2 separate regions of the Homo sapiens genome follow, and region 1 is linked to region 2. Evidence: read pairs that join two places in POLR2A ChIA-PET (ENCODE). Cell type or tissue: OCI-LY7. All regions are shown on one strand. Each heading gives the region's core, and the rest is flanking DNA. Links, peaks and the distances in the headings are about the cores only.

Region 1 (11,864 bases), core at 4,133-6,632, 280 kb after region 2:
CACCAAGCCCAGCTAATTTTTTGATTTTTTTGTAGACAAGGTCTCACTGTGTTGCTCAGGCTGGTCTCAAACTCCTGGGCTCAAGTGATCCTTCCAAAGTGCAGGATTAAAGGCGTGAACCACCGCGCCCAGTCACATATATTCTTTTAAGAGGGAGGCAGAGGGAGATCGGACAACATACAGAGAAGGTGACATGAAGACAGAGCAGAGGGAGACTTAAAGATGCTAGGCTTGAAGATTGGAGTGAAACAGCCACAAGCCAAGGAATGCTGGCAGCTACCAGAAGCTAAGTGAGGAAAGGCAAAGATTCTCCTGCTAGAGGCTCCCGAGGGAGTGTATCCCCTGCTGACACGCTGATTTCAGTCCAGCAATAGTGATTTCATATTCCTAGCCTCTAGAACTGTGAGGGAATAAATTTTGTTTGCTTTTAGCCACCACGTTGCTGAAAAATTGTTATAGCAGCCATTAGAAGTGGACACGCATTTCAAAACCAAAGTATTCAACTAAGCCCTCATCTTCATCCCTCACTGTGTTCAGAGCTTTAGGGACACTGCTTTCTTTCAATTTGATACTCAAGGCTCTCTTGCCCTTCCTCCTCCACCTTTATTAAGGTATAATCAACAAATACACATTGTGTACATTTACAGTGTGCAACATGAGGTTTTGATGTACGTATACATGTGAAATGATTAAATCAAACTAATTAACATATTCATCACCTCACCTTTATTTGTAGTGAGAACATTTAACATCTACTTTTTTTTTTTTTTTTTGAGGCAGAGTCTCACTCTGTCACCCAGGCTGGAGTGCAGTGGCACGATCTCAGCTCACTGCAACCTCCAACTCCCGGGTTCAAGCGATTCTCCTGCCTCAGCCTCCCAAGTAGCCGGGATTACAGGTGCCCACCACCATGCCTGGCTCATTTTTGTATTTTTCATAGAGATGGGGTTTCACCAGGATGGACCAGGCTGGTCTCAAACTCCTGCCCTTGGCCTCCCAAAGCAATGGGATTACAGGCATGAGCCACCAAGCCTAGCCAACATCTATTTTTTAGCCAATTTCAAGCACACAGTACATTGTTATTAACTAGAGTCACCATGCAGTACAATAGCTCTCCTGAATTGATTCATCCTATCAAGTGAAACTTTGTACCTTTTGACCAACATCTTCCTGTCAGGGCTCCTTTTCACTGCTGGGTCTTTGAATGTGCTGTTCCCTCTGCCTGGAATATTTTCTCCCACTCTTTCCCTGGTTAACTCCCACCTTTCCTTCTGATATCAGCTCAGAGAGCACTTCCCCAGAAAAACTTTTACAGCTTCATTGCCTAGCTTCAGGTTTGTATACTTCCAGATGGACATTTTCTAAGATAAAGACCCCTGGAAGAAACCCAGGTCGGAGGCAAATTATGTAACATATTTCTTACAACAGCCCAGGGAGGTAGGTGTTGTGATCTTATTTTATAGATGACGAAATGGAGACAAAAAAGAGGTTACATAATTTGCCTACACACAGGTAATAAGGGGCATAGCTAGAAGTTAAACCCAGGTCTGCCAGCTTCAGAGATGTGTGTGTGTGTGTATATAGGTGTGTGTGTATCTAGGTGTGTATGTATATTGTGTGTGTGTATATATGTGTGTGTATGTATATATGTGTGTATATGTGTGTATGTATATATATGTACAGATGTTGGTATGTATATATATGTATGTGTATATATGTATGTATATATCGTGTAAGCATATATATGTGTGTATATTTGTGTATATATGTATGTATAAATATGTGTATACACGTGTGTATGTATATACATATGTATATGTGTATTCATGTGTATACGTGTGTATATGTGTTTCTGTATATGTGTGTATGTGTGTATATGTGTGTATTATATATGGGCATATATGTGTGCATATGTGTATGTGTGTATATATGTGGTTATGTGTATGCGTGTGTGCATGTGTGTATACATATGTGTATTATATATGTGTGTATGTGTGTATATATGTGTGTAAGTATATGGATATGTATGTGTGTGTGTGCATATGTATGTGTGTATATATGGGTGTGTATGTATAATAGATGTGTATGTATGCATGTATATATCTTTGATTAGTTCTGCATCTCTGCATCTCTGGAGAATCCTGAATAATATAGTCTCAGTTTTTCTGTCATTTTAATTTCATTGCTTTTATGAAGTCATGATAACAGATGCTCTTTTAAAATTATTTGAACATTTAGAAATATTAAAATACATATTATTTTTAAATAAAATAAAATAATAGAACCAGGTGCTGTGACATGCATCTGTAGTCCCAGCTACTAGGGAGGCTGAGGCAGGAGGATTGCCCAGGGGTTCAAGGCTGCAGTGAGCTGTGATCATTCCTGTGGATAGCCACCATACTCCAGCCTGGACAATATAGCGAGGCTCTGTCTTTAAATAAAGCAGAATAAAATATTATAAAACAAAAATATTATAAAATAACATTAAACATTTTAAAAAATATTCTTATTTTGCAAAATAAGTTGTTGAAATCCTATGTCAGTCTCACACACACACACACACACACACACACAGAGACACACACACACACATACATTTGGAAATTTGATCATCTGTAAAGTCTCCTAGCCTAGCTTGGGAATCAGCTGGCTTAAACCTATTTCCTTGTGCTTCATTTTGGAGAACATCATGACTCCTTCAGTTTCTGTCCAGTTCTCCCGGGGTGGACCAGGAAATGGAAGTCAGGAGTTCAGAATTAAGGCTATGGAGGGCATATGCTGGCATTCTCCCTTTACGTAATATGTGGGAAGTAAAGAGCTGATGTGACAGCTTCGAAGAACTATGCAAGGAGATGCCACTTCCCACCCATTAGGACGCCTACTGCCAAACAGAAAACAACAAGTGTTGACGAGGATGTAGAGAAATCGGAGCCCTGGTGCATTGCTGGGAATGTAAAATGATGCAGCTACTGTGGGAAACAGAATGGTGGTTCCTTAAATAACTCAAAATAGAATTTCCTTATGATCCAGCAATTCCACTTCGGGAGATATATCCAAAATAATTGAAATCAGGGATTCAAAGAGATATTTGTACATATTATTCACAATAGCCAAAAGGTAGAAGTAAACCCAAGTGCTCATCAACAGATGAATGGGGGCCGGGCACAGTGGCTCTTGCCTATAATCCCAGCACTTTGGGAGGCCGAGGCGGGTGGATCACCTGAGGTCAGGAGCTTGAGACCAGCCTCGCCAACATGGTGAAACCCCCATCTCTACTAAAAATACAAAAATTAGCTGGGCATAGTAGTGCACACCTGTAATCCCAGCTACTTGGGAGGCTGAGGCATGAGAATTGCTTGAACCTGGGAGGTGGAGGTTTCAGTGAGCCAAGATCACACCACTGCCCTCCAGCCTGGGCAACAGAATGAGACCTTGTCTCAAAAACAAAAAACAAACAAACAAAATGATGTCGTGGTGCATGCCTGCCATTCCAGCTACTCAGGAGGCTGAGGTGGGAGAATTGCTTGAGCCCAAGAGTTGGAGCTTGCAGTGAGCCCTGATCACACCCCTGCACTCCAGCCTGGGTGACAGAGCAACACCCTTTCTCAAAGCAAACAAACAACCCCCTTCCCAAAACAGATGAATGGATAAACAAAATGTGGTCTATCCATACAATAGACTATTATTCAGTCTTAAAAAGGAAGGAAATTCTGACACATGCTACAACATGGATGAACTTGTGTTAAGGGAAACAAACCAGTCACAGAAGAACAAATATTATATGATTCCACTTATATGAGATATCTAGAGTAGTCAAAATTTCAGAGACAGAAAGTAGAATGGTGGTTTCCAGGGCTTTGGGGGAGTGGAGAATGGGGAGTTTGTGTTTAATGGGGATGGAGTTTTAGTTTTGCAGGATGAAAAGAGTTCCGTGTATGGATGGTGGTGATGTTTGCACAACCATGTGAACGCATTTACTACCACTGAACTGTACGCTTAAAAATGGTTAAGATGGCATGGCGTGTTGGCTCACACCCATAATCCCAGCACTTTGGGAGGCCGAGGCAGGTGGAGGACCTGAGGTCAGGAGTTTGAGATCAGCCTGGCCAACATGGCCAAAACCCGTCTCTACTAAAAATACAAAAATTAGCCGGGCATGGTGGCGCATGCCTGTAATCCCAGCTACTAGGGGGGCTGAGGTAGGAGGATTGCTTGAACCTGGGAGGTGGAGGTTGCAGTGAGCCGAGATTGTGCCACTGCACTCCAGCCTGGGCAACAGAGCAAGACTCCGTCTCAAAAAAAAAAAAAAAAAAAAGGGTTAAGATGGGCCGAGAGTGGTGGCTCACACTTGTAATCCCAGAACTTTGAGGGGCTGATGTCAGCGGATCACCTGAAGTCAGGAGTTCAAGACCAGCCTGGGCAACATAGCAAAACCCCATCTCTACTAAAAAATACAAAAATTAGCCAGGTGTGGTGGCAGGCGCCTATAATCCCAGCTACTTGGGAGGCTGAGGCAGGAGAATCACTTGAACCCAGAGGTGGAGGTTATAGTGAGCCGAGATCTCGCCATTACACTCCAGCCTGGGCAACAAGAGTGAAACTCCGTCTCAAAAAAAAAAAAAAAAAAAAAAAGTTAAGATGGGCCCGGTGCAGTGGCTCACACTTCTAATTCCAGAATTTTGGGAGGCCCAGATCAGCAGATCACCTGAGGTCAGAAGTTTGAGACCAGCCTGGCCAACATGGTGGCCCTCTCTAGTAAAATGCAAAAATTAGCCGGGCATGGTGGTGCGCGCCTGTGGTCCCAGCTACTCAGGAGGCTGAGGCAGGAGGATCACTTGAACCTGGGAGTTGGAGGTTGCAGTGAGCTGAGGTTGCACCATTGCACTCCAGCCTGGGCAGCAGAGTGAGACCCTGTCTCAAAAAAAAAATTAATTTAAGCAAAGAGCTATGCAAGGCTGGACAGTGTTTTTGCCAATATATACATGCCCCAAATAGAAATCTTTGGGTTCTGTAGATCTTTCTCACACGGAAAGCTGAACTAATGCATCTTGCAGTCAGCCTCTCCAAGTGTTTTCACTTTATTAGAAGTTGAAAAATAGAGAAAACATTACAAAAGCAGTCTAAAAGCAAAAGGAGTAGAAAAGTGCAACCCAATATTATTTATCATGGAAAAGGCCAATCCAGTTAGTCTTAAAGAATGAAACTGCAAACATAATTCTTTGTAATGGATAAGCGTTTAGTCATTAAAAAGGAATGTCTTTAAGGCTGGGCACGGTGGCTCATGCCTATAATCCCAGCACTTTGGGAGGCTGAGGTGGGCGGATCACGAGGTCAGGAGATCGAGACCATCCTGGCTAACATGGTGAAACCTCGTCTCTATTAAAAAATACAAAAAATTAGCCAGGTGTGGTGGCGGGCGCCTGTAGTCCCAGCTACTTGGGAGGCTGAGGCAGGAGAATGGTGTGAACCTGGGAGGCAGAGCTTGCAGTGAGCCGAGATCGTGCCACTGCACTCCAGCCTGGGCGACAGAGCGAGACTCCATCTCAAAAAAAAAAAAAAAGGAAAGTCTTTGACCTCACCTACCTATTCTTGCCTGCACTAACTTTTCTTCAACCTTTCCAGTAGGCCCAATATTAGTGCTTCAAAGATGTCAACATTCCATTCCCTAGAACCCAAGGGTATATTACCTTATAACAAAAGGGATTTTTCAAATGTGATTAAATTTAAAATCTTGAGATGGGGGAGTTATTCGGGATTATCCAAGATGAGATACAAGAGTCTTTATAAGAGGGAAGGAGGGACTGGGTGCAGTGGCTCACGCCTTTAATCCCAGCACTTTGGGAAGCTGAGGCCGGTGGATTACTTGAGGTCAGGAGTTCGAGACCAGCCTGGTCAATCATCTCTACTAAAAATACAAAAAATTAGCTGGGTGTGGTGACGCATGCCTGTAATCACAGCTACTTGGGAGGCTGAGGCATAAGAATTGCTTGAACCCAGTAGGCAGAGGTTGCAGTGAGCTGACATAGTGCCACTGCACTCCAGCCTGGGTGACAGAGTGAGATTCTCAGAAAAAAAATAAAATAAATAAAATAAAAAATATTTTTAAGAAAGAAGAAAAGAGGAAGCCCAGAAAGATAAGGAAATAAGAATGTGACAAATAAAGGGGTCAGAAAGAGAGAGGGAACGGGAGAGAAGGAGAGAATCAAGATGCTCTATTTGCTACATTATTCGCTTTGAAGATGGCAAATGAAGCCATGAATCAAAGAACGTAGGTGGCTTCTAAAAGCTGAAAAGGGCAAGGATAAGGATTTTCTCTCAGAGACTCCAATACTTTGATCTTAGTATGTGATACCTGTGTTGGTCTTTTGACCTCTAGCACCATAAGAGAAGAAATTTGTATTCTTATAGGCTGGGCGTGGTGGCTCATGCCTGTAATCCCGGCACTTTGGGAGGCCAAGGCAGGAGGATTACATGAAGCCAGGAGTTCAAGATCAGCCTGGGAAACATAGCAAGACCCTGTCTCTAAGGGAGGAGACCACCCCTCATACTGTCTTATGCCCAATTTCTGCCTCCAAAGAAAGAAGAAGTAAAAACTAAAAGGCAGAAATGAAATCCACAGGCAGATAGCCCTGCATGCCCTGGGCCTAGTAGTTAAAAATCAACCCCTGATCTAACTGCTTGTGTTATCTATAGATTCCAGACATTGTATGGAAAAGCATTGTGAAAATCCCTGTCTTGTTCTGTTCTGTTCTAATTACCAGCGCATGCATCCCCCAGCCACATACCCCCTGCTTGCTCAATCGATCACAGCCTTCTCACGCGAACCACCCTTGAGTTGTAAGCTCGGGGAGCTGGGCTTTTTGAGATGCAAGTCTGCTGAAGCTCCCGGCAGAATAAAGCTCCTTCCTTCTTTAACCTGGTGTCTGAGGAGTTTTGTCTGCTGCTCGTCCTGCTACATCGCTACAGGAAAAAAATTAGCTGGGCATGGTGGCATGCACTATGATTTTGTCACTGCACTCCAGCCTCAGTGTCAATGTGAGACCTTGTCTCAAAAAAAAAAAAAACCCCACAAGGCCATGTGCCATGGCTCATGCCTATAATCCCAGCACTTTGGGAGGCTGAGGCAGGCGGATCACCTGAGGTCGGGAGTTTGAGACCAGCTTGACCGATATGGAGAAACCCTGTCTCTACTAAAAATGCAAAATTGGCTGGGCGTGGTGACGCGTGCCTGTAATCCCAGCTACTCGGGAGGATGATGCAGGAGAATCGCTTGAACCCCGGAGGCAGAGGTGAGCCAACATCGTGCCATTCATTGCACTCCAGCCTGGGCGACAAGAGTGAAACTCCGTCTCAAAAACAAAACAAACAAACAAACAAACAAAACAAAAAAACTGTGTTGTTTTAAGCCACTAAATGCATGGTCATTTGTTACAGCAGCTATAGGAAGGAAATACACCCACCTCCTTACTGTTTCTTGAGTACATCAGCCTCCTTCCCACCTCGTGACCTTTGTCCTTGCTGATCCCACTCTACCCCAGTTACCTGCATGGCTTTTTCCCACATTTGGGGTCTTTACTCCATCAAGCTGCTCCTGACCACTTTGTTTAAGATTGCAACCCTCCCCTGTACTCCAGGAGCCTTTCTCCTGGTTCACTTTTCCCCCCATAACATATTTTACCTCTATTTAGTTTTTATTTTTTTTTGCAACAGGGTCTCAGTCTGTCCCGCATGCTGGAGTGCAATGGTGCAATCTCAGCTCACTGCAACCTTCGCCTCCCAAGCTCAAGCACTCCTCCCACCTCAGCCTCTCAAGTAGCTGGGACCACAGGTGCACGCCACCATGCCCAGCTAATTTTTTGTATTTTTGGTAGAGATGGGGTTTCACCATGTTGCCCGGGCTGGTCTCGAACTCCTGACCTCAAGTGATCCACCTGCCTCGACCTCCCAAAATACTGAAATCACAGGCTATTTTACTTCTTAATCTTGCTTGCTGTCTGTCTCCACCCACTGGAACATGAGCTCCACAGGCCAGAGATGTTTGTACAGTTTATCTCCTGCTGTCTTTCCAACACCAAAAAACAGTGTCAGCAAATAGTAGGCATCCAATAAATGTTTGTTGAGTGAGTGAATGGAGAAATGAATGATTGAAGTCTTACAAAGTCTTCCTATTCTTCCTACTAAATAAATAGTCCAGTTACTTTAATCCCTGTATTTTCTATTCATCTCTCTCTTTTTTTTTTCTTCTTTTTTTTGGGGACGGAGTCTCACTCTGTTGCCCAGGCTGGAGTGTAGTGGGGTGATCTTGGCTCAGGGCAACCTCTGCCTCGCAGATTCAAGCGATTCTCCTGCCTCAGCCTCCTGAGTAGCTCGGATTACAAGTGCCCACCAACATGCCCAGCTAATTTTTGTATTTTTAGTGGAGACAGGGTTTCACCATGTTGGCCGGGCTGGTCTCAAGTGATCCGCCCACCTTGGCTTCCCAAAGTGCTGGGATTACAGGTGTGAGCCACCGTGCCTGGCTTCTGCTCATCTCTTGAAGGGCTTTTACTGATGTCTTCCTGTGTTTTTTTGTTCTTCCCCAGGATGACTGCTTCTAGATATTTATTCCATGTTCCGATTCAAACCCATCAACAGTCACAACATTCTTATATGAAAACTTAAAGCAGGGTGTCTTTTACACCTGACCTTTATATCTAGCACTTTATTGACTTATAGGTGCATTGATTCATTTAGTCACACATTAATTCAGAGAATACAAATTTATTGAGAGACTACCAAAGGCCAGGCACTGTGTAAGATATTGAGGATTGTCGCCTGCACCAAGACAGGCATGATTCTTGCTCTTGGCTGGGCGAGGTGGCGCATGCCTGTAATCCTAACACTTTGGGAGAATGAGGTGGGAGGATCACTTGAGCTCAGGAGTTTGACACCAGCTTGGGCAACATAGTGAGATCCTGTCTCTTAAAAAAAAAAAAAGAAAAGAAAAGAAAAAAAGGATTCTCTCGTGCAGCTCGAGTGCGTGGGCATAGGAGAGGGACTTAAAAAATAAATATTAGATTGACAGGAAAGGTTAGGAGTCAATTATATTAATTAATTAATTTATTTATTTTTGAGATGAAGTCTCACTCTGTCACCCAGGCTGGAGTGCAGTGGCACAATCTTGGCTTCCTGCAACCTCTGCCTCCTGGGTTCGAGTGATTCTCCTGCCTCAGCCTCCCGAGTAGCTGGGATTATAGGCGTCTGCCACCACACACAGCTAATTTTTTTTTTTTTTTTTGTATTTTAGTAAAGACGGGGTTTCCCCATGTTGGCCAGGCTGGTCTTGAACTCCTCACCTCAAGCGATCCACCCGTCCTGGCCTCCTAAAGTGCTGGGATTATAAGCATGAGCTACCATGCCTGACTGAGAGTCAATTTTATTAAAAAGTTATTATTATATGCAGGCCTAAGACAAGCCCAGATGAAAGATATAGGGCATATATATGTATATAATTAAAAAAAATTTTTTTTTAGACAAAGTCTTGCTTTGTCACCCAGGCTGGAGTGCAGCTCACTGCAGCCTCCACCTCTGGGGCTCAAGCAATACCCTCACCTCAGCCCCACAAGCAGCTGGGACTACAGGCACACACCACCACGTCTGGCTAAATTTTGTGTTTTTTTTGTAGAGATGGGGTTTCGCCATGTTGCCCAGGCTGGTCTGAAGCTCCTTGCCTCGAGTGATCTGCCCACCTTGCCTTCCAAAGTGCTGAGATTACAGATGTGAGGCACCGTGCCCATCCAATGTAGGGCATGTTTAATCATATTCCTAGGACAAGATATTTGACTTATTGGAGCTTAGCCAAGGCATGAGACACAGTTTCCAATAAGTATATGCTTTGCATCAATTTTGAGAGATTGACATTCATCTAGTCTCTTTCTAGTAGATTAGACATCAGTAACAATTATGTTAAGTATACAGAGTGGGGACCCGGATCACTGTATGAATTTGATGACATTTTTTTAAAGCTGTCCTTAGAGAATAGTTGGTATGAATCAGGTGCCTGAGTTTCCTGCATTATAAATGGATTGGGAATTACAAAACACTCCTGAAGTCAGTGGGCTGAAGGATTAGAGATATGTTTTTATATCTTATAACATTTGAAGAAACACAATTAATGAACATACCAAAACACCGTAGAAAAATTGCCTAAATCAAATGGCAGGGAGGCTAATTACCATTTAATTGAGTTTTGAAAATTTAGCTTTTCTCGTTAAAAGCTTTGTCTCAGGTCAAAGAGGGAAAAACCATCGGAAATCATTTGTTCAAACTTGGAGAAAACACTGGGAAAGTGATGGGATCAGAATGAAAGTTCTAATAATCAGTTAAAATTGTCATAATATTTAAAAACTGGGCAATGTATTTTGGTTGTTTTGTGAGCTCTGCTGGCTTAATTAAAGTATATTTAATGAATTCATTGAGAATGTTCACATCATACAGTTATAGCAGGTGCTTTTCAATCCAGGGTGATTTTGTCCTCCAAGAGATATTTGACAATGTTTACAGACATCTTCGGTTGCCATGGCTGGGGTGTGTGTGCTAGTGGGCGGAGGCCAGGGATACTACAATGCACAGGGCAGAGCCTCGACAACAAAGAATTATCTAGCCCCAAATATCAACAATCCTGGGACTGAGAAACCCTGAGTTAAAATGATGTTTCACATTTATATACTGGCTTTAGAAATTTTTTTACATTAAAAAAATTGAGGCCAGGCACAGTGGCTCATGCCTGTAATCCCAATGTTCTGGGAGGCTGAGCTGGGAGGATTGCTTGAGGCCAGGAGTTCAAGACCAGCCTGGGCAACAAAGCCAGATCTCATCTCTACAAAAACAAACAAACTGGGTATAGTGGCATGCACTTGTAGTCCTAGCTATTTTGGAGGCCGAGGCGGGAAGATCCCTTGAGCCCAGGAGTTCGAGGTCACAGTGAGCTATGATTGTGCCATTGCACTCCAGCCTGGGTGACAGAGTGAGACCCCATTCCTAAAAATATTTTCAAAATTGAGGTATAATTCACATACCACAAATTTTACTCTCGAAAAGTGTACAATTCAGTGAGTTTTAGTATATTTACAAAGTTGTGTAATCATCACTACTATCTAATTCCAGAACATTTTTGTCACCCCAAAAAGAAACTCTGTACACACCTATTAGGATGGTCAAAATTCAGAACACTGACAATATCAAGTGCTGACAAGGATGTGGAGCAACAGGAACTTTCATTCATTGCTCGTGGGAATGCAAAATGGTACAGCCACTTTGGAAGACAGTTATGTGTTTTCTTATTAAAAAATGGTGCCGGGCGCGGTGGCTCACGCCTGTAATCCCAGCACTTTGGGAGGCTGAGGCGGGCTGATCACGAGGTCAGGAGATCGAGACCATCCTGGCTAACATGGTGAAACCCCATCTCTACTAAAAAATATAAAAAAATTAGCCAGGCGTGGTGGCGGGCGCCTGTAGTCCCAGCTACTCAGGAGGCTGAGGCAGGAGAATGGCGTGACCCTGGGAGGTGGAGCTTGCAGTGAGCTGAGATCGTGCCACTGCATTCCAGCCTGAGCAACAGGGTGAGATTCCGTCTCAAAAAAAAAAAAAAAAAAAAAGTAAACATATTCGTACAATATAATCACACTCCTTGGTATTTACCCAGAGAAAATGAAAACATGTCCACACAAAAACCGGCACACGGCTGTCTATAACTGCTTTATTCACAGCTGCCAAAACTTGTAAGAAACCAAGAGGTCCTTCAGCAGGTCATGAATAAATAAATTATGGTATATCCAGACAAAGGAATATTATTCATTGTTAAAAAGAAACGAGGTATCATGTCA
Region 2 (11,864 bases), core at 3,555-6,054:
TGGCCAGGCTGGTCTTGAACTCCTGACCTCGGGTGATCTGCTCGCCTCAGCCTCCCAGAGTGTTGGGATTATAGGCATGAGCCACCGTGCCCAGCCAAACTATAGTTTTAACTGGTTTCTCTTTTTTTTTTTTTTTTTGGAGATGGGGTCTCGTTCTGTCACCCAGGCTGGAGTGCAATGGCACAATCTCGGCTCACTGCAACCTCCGCCTCCTGGGTTCAAGCGATTCTCCTGCTGCAGCCTCCTGAGTAGCTGGGATTACAGGCGTGCACCACCCCACCCGGCTAAGACAGGGTTTCACCATATTGGTCAGGCTGGTCTGGAATTCCTGACCTCATGATCCCCCCCGCCTCAGCCTGCCAAAGTGCTGGGATTACAGGCATGAGCCACTGTGCTTGGCTTCCTTTTTTTTTTAAAAGAGTTTAGTTCAGAGGTCAGCAGATTTGGACCCAAATTTAGAATTTGGGTCCGAAGGTCATCTGTATGGGGGAAGAGTACCAGATGGGAATTGACAGGATTGAGGGTGGCTCTGACTTGCCTCAACTAGCCGTGTGACCTTGAGCAACACACCTAATGTCTCTGCTTATCCATCAATTGAATAACTGGACCACGCCCAGCTAATTTTGTATTTTTAATAGAGACGGGGTTTCTCCATGTTGGTCAGGCTGATCTCGAACTCCCAGCCTCAGGTGATCCACCCGCCTCGGCCTCCCAAAGTGCTGGGATTACAGACGTGAGCTACCGCACCTGGCCATAAGGATTATCTTTCTCCCTCTAATTTTGTGGCTGTAGAGTTTGATTTAAGTTTTGATTTCACTTCACTTCTTTTTGAGATATTTGAAAAATTAACTGAAGGGTTTTAGTCGTCTGGTTCACAGCTGGTTAGATAAATCCTTTCTCAGTCCTGTCATTTCCAAGGATCAGGATGTCCTTTAAGGTGCTTGTCCTCTCTCCACAGGTGACACGCTGTTGCAGGCCCTGGACTTACTGCCCTTGCTCATCCAGACAGTGGAGAAGGCAGCCTCCCAAAGCACTCAGGTTCCCACCATCACTGAAGGGGTTGCCGCAGCCTTGTTGCTCTTAAAGTTGTCAGTGGCTGACTCACAGGCTGGTATGAGTCCAGAGGTGTCTAGGATGGTAGAGACAGGGGCCTCTGACAAGAGTCCTTGGGAGGTGTGTCTTGATGTTCAGGATTAGCTTGGTCCTGACCACACTGGATCAGCCACAGGTTTGCTTGTCATCTGCAGGATGAACCTCATGGTTGCATGGGCAGTGGGAATGCAGTCAGGGGACTGTGTCACTGTCCTCCTTCATTCTGTTGCTCCAGTGCTACACAGGCTTGTAGATGATACCTAGATGGACCAGGGTTTAGTATTGGGACTGTTTGTTTCAGTTGGTTATACATTCATACAGTACAAAATTCAAAAGGATATAACATGAGAAGCTTCCCCTTAGCCCTGTCTTTTCCCGTAGCCGTTAAGTTTCCCTCTGTAAACGGTGTTACCAATTTTGCACTTTGGGAGGCCGAGGCAGGCGGATCACGAAGTCAAGATTTCGAGACCATTCTGGCCAACATGGTGAAACCCCGTCTTTACTAAAAGTACAAAAATTAGCTGGGTGTGGTGGCGCATGCCTGTAATCTCAGCTACTCGGGAGGCTGAGGCAGGAGAATCGCTTGAACCCAGGAGGCGTAGGTTGCAGTGAGCTGGGATTGCTCCACTGCACTCCAGCCTGGGTGGCACAGTGAGACTTTGTCTAAGAAAGAAAAAACAGTATTACCAATTTTATGTCCAGACATAGTGTGTTATGTAATTGAACATGCTGGGGAACATACGCTATATGCCATATTACTTATAATATATAATATATATACTATATATAATATATCTTCGAAATGATTCCAAATCAGTACATCAGAAAGAGCTTTCTCATTATTTTTTGTGGCTACATCGTATTTCAGGCTTTCTTTTCTTTTTTTTTTTTCTTTTTTTTTTTTTTTTTTTGAGACGGAGTTTCGCTCTGTCGCCCAGGCTGGAGTGCAGTGGCGCGATCTCGACTCACTGCAAGCTCCGCCTCCTGCCTCAGCCTTCCGAGTGGCTGGGACTACAGGCGCTACGCCGCCACGCGCGGCTAATTTTTTATATTTTTAGTAGAGACAGGGTTTCATCGTGTTAGCCAGGATGGTCTCAATCTCCTCACCTTGTGATCCACCCACCTCAGCCTCCCAATGTGCTGGGATTACAGGCGTGAGCCACTGCGCCCGGCCAGGCTTTCTTTATTTCATCTCCCAATCTCTGCACTGGGACACACCTGAACTTAACTCCTTTGGTTAGGAATGGAGCTCAGCTCTCCTCATGTAATATCGTGTGCTCACTGTGGCCATGCAAGGCACTGGGCTACCTGGGGGAATGCTAAGATGAACATGACCTTCTTCAGCAAATTTCAGGGTGCTTACTTCACAGTAGGCGCGAGGAAATACAGAAATATATCCGTAGCTTAAGACAAAATGCGGCATTAGAGCAGTTTTGAAGGAGAGATTGCTTTTAGTTGGGGGGGTGGGTATTGGGAAGGGCTTCATGGAGGAAGCATTTGAACTGGTACCCTGAAGCCTCTGAAGGATTTCATTATCCTGAAGGGATGGCCCAGTGTGAGTCCAAACAGCCCCAGTCAGGGAAGGGCAGGGAAAGCCAGAGTCTGTAAACCTCAGGTATTCCAGCTTGGCGCCTGGGGTGGATGGGAATTCCGGATGAGAAGCAGTTCACCTAGGATCCTGTAGGCAGCAGAGAGCCACCGAAGAGTTTCGTACAGGAGGTGATACCAGAAGGACTGAGGTCAGTTCCCCAAATGGAAGAGCACTGAGCCTCCTGCTGCAGAGGAGGGTTTGTCAGCAAAGCCCACCCCAGCAGCTTCAGGATGGAGTAGATCAGCTCTGGGGGATGTGGTGAGCTGCGTCGTGGGGTAACCTTTTGTTTCTTGCAGAGGCCAAACTGAGCAGTTTCTGGCAGTTGATTGTGGATGAGAAAAAGCAGGTTTTCACTTCTGAGAAATTCCTGGTCATGGCTTCAGAGGATGGTAAGTTACTCCATGCTTAGTTGAACTCGGGATTGAGGCAAAGTCTCTTTGGAAAATCTTCAGAGAGGACCCTTTCTTGACCAACCAGTCAGGTCTGCAAAAACCTGGGCCAGAGTGATCTGGCCAACAGCTTAGCTGTTGTGGGAATAAATTCATTCCTGTAGGGAACATAAGGTTAGGGAAATGGGACTTGGGAGATGTGTGGAGACAGAGCAGTAATGGCTGTGGAGCTACGACATGAGCTGTAATTATAGCTGATTGGGTAATTGGTGCTGTCTCGGAGGTTTTCTTGTGTTAAGGCAGCTGAGAAGCTCTTGTGGAGTCTGGCAGGCTCTACTCCCCCACCAAGAGACACAAAAACTACTGGTTTCTATCCTGGCAGAAAAGGAACAGTTGAATTTTAAATATGTGTTTAATATTCTACGTTGCCTTAGGAGTGTCTGCCACTAATTGGTGATTTGAAGAGTCGTTTGACTCATAAATCGCAACATCCCATTAATGAGCTACAACTGTTAGTCATTTCCTGGTTTTAGAAAAATTTTTAGCTAAATTTTGAAAAGGAAATAGACTAATGTAATTCAAAAATAGATACAAGAGGGTCTACATTGAAAATTATACCCCTGCTTTGATCTCTGGCTACCCAGTTCCTCGGCTATAGATAACCAATTTTATTAGCTTCTTCTGTAGCCTTGATATTTTATATATATGCAAGTAAATACCTGTATATGTTTGTTCTGTACCTTTTTTACACAAATGGTAGTGTGCCTGCCGTATGTACTGTGCTTTCTAGACCTGGAAATGAGTCCATATCAGTATATAATGAACTTCATCATTCTTTTTTTTTTTTTTTTTTTTGAGATGGAGTTTCGTTCTTATTGCTCAGGCTGGAGTGCAGTGGCATGATCTCAGCCCACCGCAACCTCTCCCCCTGGGTTCAAGCGGTTCTCTTGCCTCAGCCTCCTGAGTAGCTGGGATTACAGGCATGTGCCACTACCACCAGGCTAATTTTGTTTTTGTTTTTTTTTTTCTTAGTAGAGATGGGGTTTCTCCATGTTGGTCAGGCTGGTCTCGAACTCCCGACCTCAGGTGATCCACCTGCCTCGGCCTCCCAAAGTGCTGGGATTACAGGCATGAGCCACCATGCCCGGCCTCTTTTTATAACTCCATAGTAATTTGTTGTTGTTGTTGTTGTTGAGACAGGATCTCACTCTGTTGCCCAGGCTGGAGTGCAGTGACACAGTCATGGCTCACTGCAGCCTCGACCTCCCTGGTCTCAGGTGGTCCTCCCACCTCAGCTTCCTGAGTAGCTGGGACTACAGGTGCACACCACCACATCTGGCTAATTTTTGTATTTTTTTTTAAGAGACGGGGGTTTCACCATGTTGCCCAGGCTGACCTTGAACTCCTGGGCTTAAGCAATTCTCCTGCCTCAGCCTCCAAAAGTGTTGGTGTTACAGACATGAGCCATCGTGCCTGGCCTTAGTAATTTTTTTTTTTTTTTTTTGAGACAGAGTCTCGCTCTGTCGCCCAGGCTGGAGTGCAGTGGCGCGATCTCAGCTCACTGCAAGCTCCGCCTCCCGGGTTCACGCCATTCTCCTGCCTCAGCCTCCTGAGTAGCTGGGACTACAGGTGCATGCCGCCACGCCTGGCTAATTTTTTGTATTTTTAGAAGAGATGGGGTTTCACAGTGTTAGCCAGGCTGGTCTTGGTCTCCTGACCTCATGATCCGCCCACCTTGGCCTCCCAAAGTGCTGGGATTACATGCGTGAGCCACCGGATCAGGCATTTTTTTTTTTTTTTTTTTTTGAGACAGTCTCACTCTGTTGCCCAGGCTGGAGTGCAGTGGTGCAATCTCTGCTCATTGCAACCTCCACCTCCCGGGTTCAAGCAATTCTCCTGCCTCAGCCTCTTTGAGTAGCTGGGACTACAGGTGCACACCACCACACCTGGCTAATTTTTGTATTTTTAGTACAGACGGGGTTTTACTATGTTGGCCAGGCTGGTCTCGAACTCCTGACTTCAGGTGACCTGCCTGCTTTGGCCTCCCAGAGTGCTGGGATTACAGGCGTGAGCCACTGTGCCTGGCCGTAATTTTTAATTATTAAAAAAAAATAGGCTGGGGCCGGACACGGTGGCTCACGCCTGTAATCCCAGCACTTTGGGAGGCCGAGGCGGGCAGATCATGAGGTCGAGATCGAGACTATCCTGGCCAACATGGTGAAACCCTGTCTCTAATAAAAATACAAAAATAAGCTGGGCGTGGTAGCAGGTGCCTGTAATCCCAGCTACTCGGGAGGCTGAGGCAGGAGAATCTCTTGAACCCAAGAGGCGGAGGTTGCAGTAAGCCGAGATTGCACCATTGTATTCCAGCCTGGGTGACAGAGCAAGACTCCGTCTCAAAACAACAACAACAACAACGAAAACAAAATACATAGGCCTGGCATGGTGGCTCATGCCTGTAATCCTAGCACCTTGAGAGGCTGAAGTGGACTGATCACTTGAGGTCAGGAGTTCAGAATTATCCTGGCCAACATGGTGAAACCTCGTCTCTACTAAAAATAGAAAAAAAAAAATTAGCCAGGCTTGCTGGTGGGCTTCTGTAATCCCAGCTACTCAGGAGGCTGAGGCAGGAGAATTAGTTGAACCTGGGAGGCGGAGGGTGTAGTGAGCCAAGACTGCACCACTGCACTGTAGCCTGGGCAACATAGCGAGACTCTGTCTCAAAAAAAGTAAAAATAGGCTAGGTGCGGTGGCTCACGCCTGTAATCCTAGCACTTTGGGAGACCGAGGCAGGTGGATCACCTGTGGTCAGGAGTTCAAGTCCAACCTGGCCAACCTGGTGAAACCCCGTCTCTACTAAAAATACAAAATTTGGCCTGGTGCAGTGGCTCACGCCTGTAATCCCAACACTTAGGGAGGCTGAGGCAGGTGGATCACGAGGCCAGGAGATCGAGACCATCCTGGCTAACATGGTGAAACCCAGTCTCTACTAAAAAATATAAAAAAATTAGCGGGTGCCTGTCGTCCCAGCTACTCGAGAGGCCGAGGCAGGAGAATGGTGTGAACCTGGGAGGCGGAGCTTGCAGTAAGCCCTGAGATCGTGCCACTGCACTCCAGCCTGGGCGACAGAGCGTGACTGTCTCTCAAAAAAAAAAATATATATATATATATGTGTGTGTGTGTGTGTGTGTGTGTGTGTGTGTGTATATATGTGTATATATGTATATGTATATATATGTGTATATATGTGTATATGTGTGTATATTATATATAAAATAAATAAAAATAGTATATACTTTACTGATTCCAAAATACATGTGTGCATAAGCAAAAAAAAAAAAACAAGCTGTAATTTCACTTCGAGTGATAATCACATTTATATTTTGGTGTTAATTTTCAGTTCATTCCAGTTATTTCTGGGTATTGGTATGTATGTGTACACTTAACTATTTTAAAAACACTTCCATTCCTTTTCTTCCCTCCAAGCCCTGTGTACTGTGTTGCATCTGACAGAGAGACTTTTCCTTGACCACCCGCATAGACTCACTGGCAACAAAGTTCAGTACGTGAGGCTGGCTTACCTTTTCTTTTGGGCCAAATGAGGCAAAGGCTGGCAGGAACCCGAGAAAGGGTGTGTGGCAGGTGGAAGGGTTGGCTGTGGAAAGCCCTGCTCTTGGCCTTCCCCCAGACCTGTCTGTCCCTGTGCTTGCAGGCAGTACCACCGGGCTCTGGTGGCGGTGCTCCTGAGCCGCACCTGGCACGTCCGCAGGCAGGCTCAGCAGACAGTTCGGAAGCTGCTGTCCTCTCTTGGGGGCTTTAAGCTGGCGCACGGACTCTTGGAGGAGCTGAAGACTGTCCTCAGTTCTCACAAGGTGAGGGCATCTGGGCTCTAGAACTGGGGCTCTTGGATCCACTTAGCTGCCCCTGCTTACGATGTGGGGTTTTGGCTGGGCCACTCCCTGGGTGTTCTTTCTTAATCTGTGTGATGCCAGCATCTTCTGCTCTGCCGTCAAGCTCCAGTAACATCTTTCATAGGATTCCTTTTCCTTTTCAGAGACTTTTTTTCACATGTAGCTTAACCTTTTTTCCAGGGTTTTTGGGGTTTTTGTTTTGTTTTGTTTTGTTTTGCTCACTGCAACCTCTACTTCCCAAGCTTGAGCGATCCTTCCACCTCAGCCTCCCAAGTTGCTGGGACTATAGGTGCACACCACCTGCAGTGGCCGCTAATTTTTTGATTTTTGATTTTTTGTAGAGATGGGGTCTCGCCATGTCGCCCAGGCTGATCTCGAACTTCTAGGCTGAAGTGATCCTCCTACCTCGGCTTCCCAAAGTGTTGGGATTACAGGCACGAGCCACCGTGCCCTCCCCCTTTATCCTTGATTAATTGAATAACACTTTATGTTTTTAAAGCACTTTGTACTTTTTAAAGCATTTTCTACCCATTTTTTCCTTTTGATTTTTTTTTTAACAATGCGTTTCAAAGGCAAATAGGGCTTGTTATTCTTGTGTCATATGAATTGACCAGGGTTCTAGGAGTTCAAATGACTTGCACAGGGTCTCCCCCGACGGAGGGAGACCCTCAAAGACCTGGCTGTTATTTCTGTGCTCTTTGTGCCGTGTTCCACTGCTTCCCTCCCTCCCAAAGCCTGTTGAGGAATGTGGGCCAGTGACAGACTTGCCACCACAGGCTGGGTCTCCTGGACCAGTTCCTGGTGCCTTCTTTACCCCTGCAGGCTTTTTAGATGCAAAGCCACAGGTGCTTCCTTCTTCCAGGCACATCTCACAGCCTGTGGGTCCCATTGCAGGAAGCTGGGCATCCATTTCTACTCCAGCAAGGACCCCAGGGAAGAACTGAGTGAGGGGCCGCTGTGTCCGTAGCATATTTGGTTCCTGTGTTCCAAGCCTGCACAGGGCTCTTAGCAGTATTATCTCATGTGTCTCCACACAGGTGCTGCCCTTAGAGGCTTTGGTGACTGATGCTGGAGAGGTGACTGAGGCAGGCAAGGCCTACGTGCCTCCACGGGTCCTGCAGGAGGCTCTGTGTGTCATCTCCGGTGTGCCAGGGCTCAAGGGTGATGTCACCGACACTGAACAACTGGCCCAGGAAATGCTGATCATCTCCCACCACCCATCCTTAGGTCCGTGGCTGCGGTGGGTGTGGGAGAGCCCAGAGCTTTAGGGGATGGGGTAAGAGCAGGCCAGGCAGAAGGCCTCAAAGAGCTCCCTTCCCCTTCAGTTGCCGTGCAGTCTGGACTTTGGCCAGCACTTCTTGCCAGGATGAAGATCGATCCTGAAGCCTTTATCACCAGGCACCTGGATCAGATCATTCCCAGGATGACCACACAGAGTCCCCTAAACCAGGTGACGGGCACATGAGCTGGTCTGGCCTCAGGTCCGGGAGGGGGCCCTCTCATCACAGTGTACAGGAAGAGAGGATTCAAAGAAGCAGGTGAAGATGGATGAAATGTAGGCTTGGACCCTTGGTTGCACGTGACAGAAATGTAAACTGGTTTAAGCACAAAAGGGAACTTACTGCCTCATTTACCTGCAAAGTCCAAGGATATGACTGGCTACAGGGGTTCACATGTTGCCCTTGGAACATTGTAGGTGATGTCTCTCTTACTCTGTCCCATCCATCTTTGTCTGTTGTCTCTGTTTTCCACGATGTGGGCTCCATTCTCAGGCTTTCCCTTTCTGGTAGCACAAGAGCTGCTAGAGTTCCAGGCTTTGTCTTGCCATCAGCTCCTAGGGGAATAGCTTGCATATTTCAATAATGTCTACTGGCTTGGGGTCGCTTTGACCCTGATTAATCTGACTTGGGTGCCATGCTCATCTCTGCACCCATCCTTCTGTTCTGGGTCACATGCCTACCTCTGGAAAAAGTGAGGGCAGCTCCACCTGAACCACGGAGATTGAGAATTGGGAAGGAGTGTATCACCTCACGTCAGGTGCTGTGTCAGACAGAGGAGCACTGCTTGGTGAGGAAAGCAGACGCAGACTCCAGCCGGCCACTGTGATGGGCATTGCCCAGGAGTAACAAGGCAGTGGCATAAAGAAGGGGAGCCAGTGCTAGGGGCATTCAGGTGTGGTGGACCTCTTGCCAGTGCCAGCCTTGGCACACACTGACCATGTCTGCGTTTGTCTGGCAGTCCTCCATGAATGCCATGGGCTCCCTTTCCGTCCTGTCGCCGGACCGGGTCCTCCCACAGCTCATCAGCACCATCACTGCCTCCGTGCAGAACCCTGCACTGCGCCTGGTGACGCGGGAGGAGTTTGCCATTATGCAGACCCCTGCTGGGGAGCTGTATGACAAATCCATCATTCAGAGGTGAGACCTCACTTATGGGCTCAGTTTCCTTTGCTCCCCAAGGCATAGTTTTCTTGTGTGTAGAATGGAGCCAGTGCCTCCTGTGAGTTGAATGCAACAGCCTATCCATTCATTGGCTAAGCGCCTGTTGTGTCCCCGGCACGGTGCTTAGGTCCTGGGTATTTAAGTGTGTCCAGTATCCGGCACTGTGCTGGTGCACAGTGCTTAACAGCTAGTTGGAATTGCATGGCTGGCGGGAGGCTGACAGGACTTGCGGTGCTTTTCAAGCTGGCTGATGACCCACTCTGGTGTTTCAGTGCCCAGCAGGACAGCATAAAAAAGGCCAACATGAAGCGAGAGAACAAAGCTTATTCCTTCAAAGAGCAGATCATCGAGCTGGAGCTGAAGGAGGTGAGTACACGGAGGCACTTACGGAAGGTGGCTGCTGAGCTTGGTGGCCTCAAGCTGGTGGCTTTTCCCACTGCACATATGCTGTTCACTTGGAACATCCTGAGGCCCATGGCACACTCCTCTGATGCCCCTGACCAGTGTCTGGTGCACTGGCACACTTTCCCTTCACCCTTGCTTCATAGCTTCTTCCACCCACAACTCAAAACCGGTTTCTTTCTCTGCTGGGTGCTGGCGACAGTGCACGTGTCTCCTCTGCTAAGTGGTGTTGCTGGATTCCATGTCTGTCCCTCCACTTCCTTGAAGACTGGGACCCATCTAGACTCCTGATAGCAGGCACAGCGCCTGGTACAGTGGGACTTCTGGGGAATCATGACTTGATTGCTGAATTCAGCTTTGGGCAGAGCAGGTTCTGACAGGAGCAGAGCACACAGGACTCTTTCCTTCTCAGCGTTTGCTCTTCTCTCTGTCTTTACAAGGCAGGATTCTTCTTGTCTTTCTCATCTCAGTCCACATGTGTGCTTCTCAGAGAGGTGGCCAGCTTGTCCACCCTATCCAAAGTAGACCCCACCCTTCCTCCCTTTTACTAAACATCATATTTGTTTCTTTACTAACATTTATCATAACCCAAAAGCATCTTGTTTATGTGCTTGTTGACTTGTTTATTATCTATCTTCGCCTGCTAGATTGTGAGCTCCGTGAGGGCAGGGACTTTATCTTGTTCCTACGATATTCCTGCCATCTGGAACAGTGCCTGGCACAATCCAGGTGCTCACTAAATGTTTGCTGAATGAGTGAGTGAGTTCTGTGGCTTGTTGTCTCAGGCCACTATAGCAGGCCTTTTCTAAGCTTCAGCTTATCCTGTGGGAGAGCTTATGTAGGAAGGGGTTGGAGAGGAGGAGGCTAAAGTTTTGATTCTGAATCCATTTGGCTGTCAGAATACCCTTTTGAGTACATTGAGGAACCTTTATTTCTCTAACATAAAAAGCCCTCTTAGCCTTTGTCAGTAGAGAATCCAGTAAAACAACTACTTCTCTATTGCTGTCTCCATTCTATAGAAACCAGGTGGCTGTGGACTTTGTGGGAGGTTGGGGGTGCACATGGTGGGTTCAGGGGCCCAACTCACACTTAGAGCTGGTATGGTGCTGTTTGTGTGGAAGCAAGCTCACCTTCCTCTGTTGGGGAGGGAGGTCTGTTCCCTGGAGATGGGATTGGTTGGTTTGCCCATCCTCTTTAGGAGATAAAGAAGAAGAAAGGCATCAAAGAGGAGGTGCAGCTGACCAGCAAGCAGAAGGAGATGCTGCAGGCCCAGCTAGACAGGGAGGCGCAGGTCCGGAGGCGGCTGCAGGAGGTGAGTGGCCACCTCCGCCACATGCTCAAGCCGGAAGAGTGCTGGGCAGCTTGGTCCTGCTGCTTGCTGTCACAAGCAGGGCCCTGCTGACCTGCCTTCTGGACAACTCTGCTTGCAGCTGGATGGGGAGCTGGAGGCGGCGCTTGGACTGCTGGACATCATCCTGGCCAAGAACCCGTCCGGCCTGACCCAGTACATCCCTGTTTTGGTCGACTCTTTTCTGCCCTTGCTGAAGTCTCCCCTGGCTGCTCCCAGGATCAAGAACCCCTTCTTGTCCTTGGCTGCCTGTGTCATGCCCTCTAGGCTCAAGGCTTTGGGTTAGTCCTTGTTTGCTGGCTGCAGGGATGGCCCAGGGGTGCCCCTGAGTGCTTGGACAGGGTGTGCCCCTGAGTGCTTGTGGGGAGGTGGGTGGTGACCTCAGCTGCTGAGTTTTGTTTTCTTGTGGAAGCAGCCTTGGAGACTCAAGCTGGATATGCTTAGGAGAGACGTAGTGCCTCCTCTTCTCTCCCACTTCACATCTGTGCCCTCCCTCTGAGGAGTAGGTTTTAGATGCTAGTCAGTGTTCGATCTTTGTATACCAGTTTTAAAACTAAGAAGTCAGAAGTTCAGTGGCAGTGAGGATGGTTTGGTGGCTCAGCCCAGCCCAGATCTCCTGAACAGCCACATGACAGCAGTGAGCAGAGGCCCTTGAGACCTTTAGCTTCCTCTTAGCTCTGGAGAAACAAA

The links. ChIA-PET counts read pairs that join two places held together with the same protein. Peaks named below come from ENCODE experiments on the same cell type or tissue, not always from the same donor. Only the 100,000 strongest peaks of a DNase experiment are listed, where the experiment ranks them.
Region 1: POLR2A ChIA-PET joins it to region 2 with 15 read pairs; 2 of 35 experiments call an interaction of 5 or more read pairs at or near these places.

What each region holds. Positions count from the first base shown.
Region 1 is chr12:119,884,466-119,896,329 of GRCh38, reverse strand. No RefSeq gene overlaps it. Among named protein-coding and RNA genes, the nearest start is that of CIT, 13 kb to the right of the region's middle. In OCI-LY7, for the core only: no CTCF peak of the experiment used is centred there; no DNase peak of the experiment used is centred there.
Region 2 is chr12:120,159,416-120,171,279 of GRCh38, reverse strand. It overlaps GCN1 (GCN1 activator of EIF2AK4), which reads left to right. Exons shown (of 58, transcript NM_006836.2): 15 at 959-1,111; 16 at 2,980-3,072; 17 at 6,559-6,634; 18 at 6,785-6,944; 19 at 8,021-8,210; 20 at 8,309-8,433; 21 at 9,222-9,400; 22 at 9,697-9,790; 23 at 11,025-11,138; 24 at 11,257-11,455. Among named protein-coding and RNA genes, the nearest start is that of MIR4498, 9.8 kb to the right of the region's middle. RefSeq lists an enhancer at 4,299-4,348. In OCI-LY7, for the core only: no CTCF peak of the experiment used is centred there; DNase peaks (open chromatin) are centred at 4,443 and 4,793; H3K4me3 peaks cover 558 bases; H3K27ac peaks cover 2,500 bases.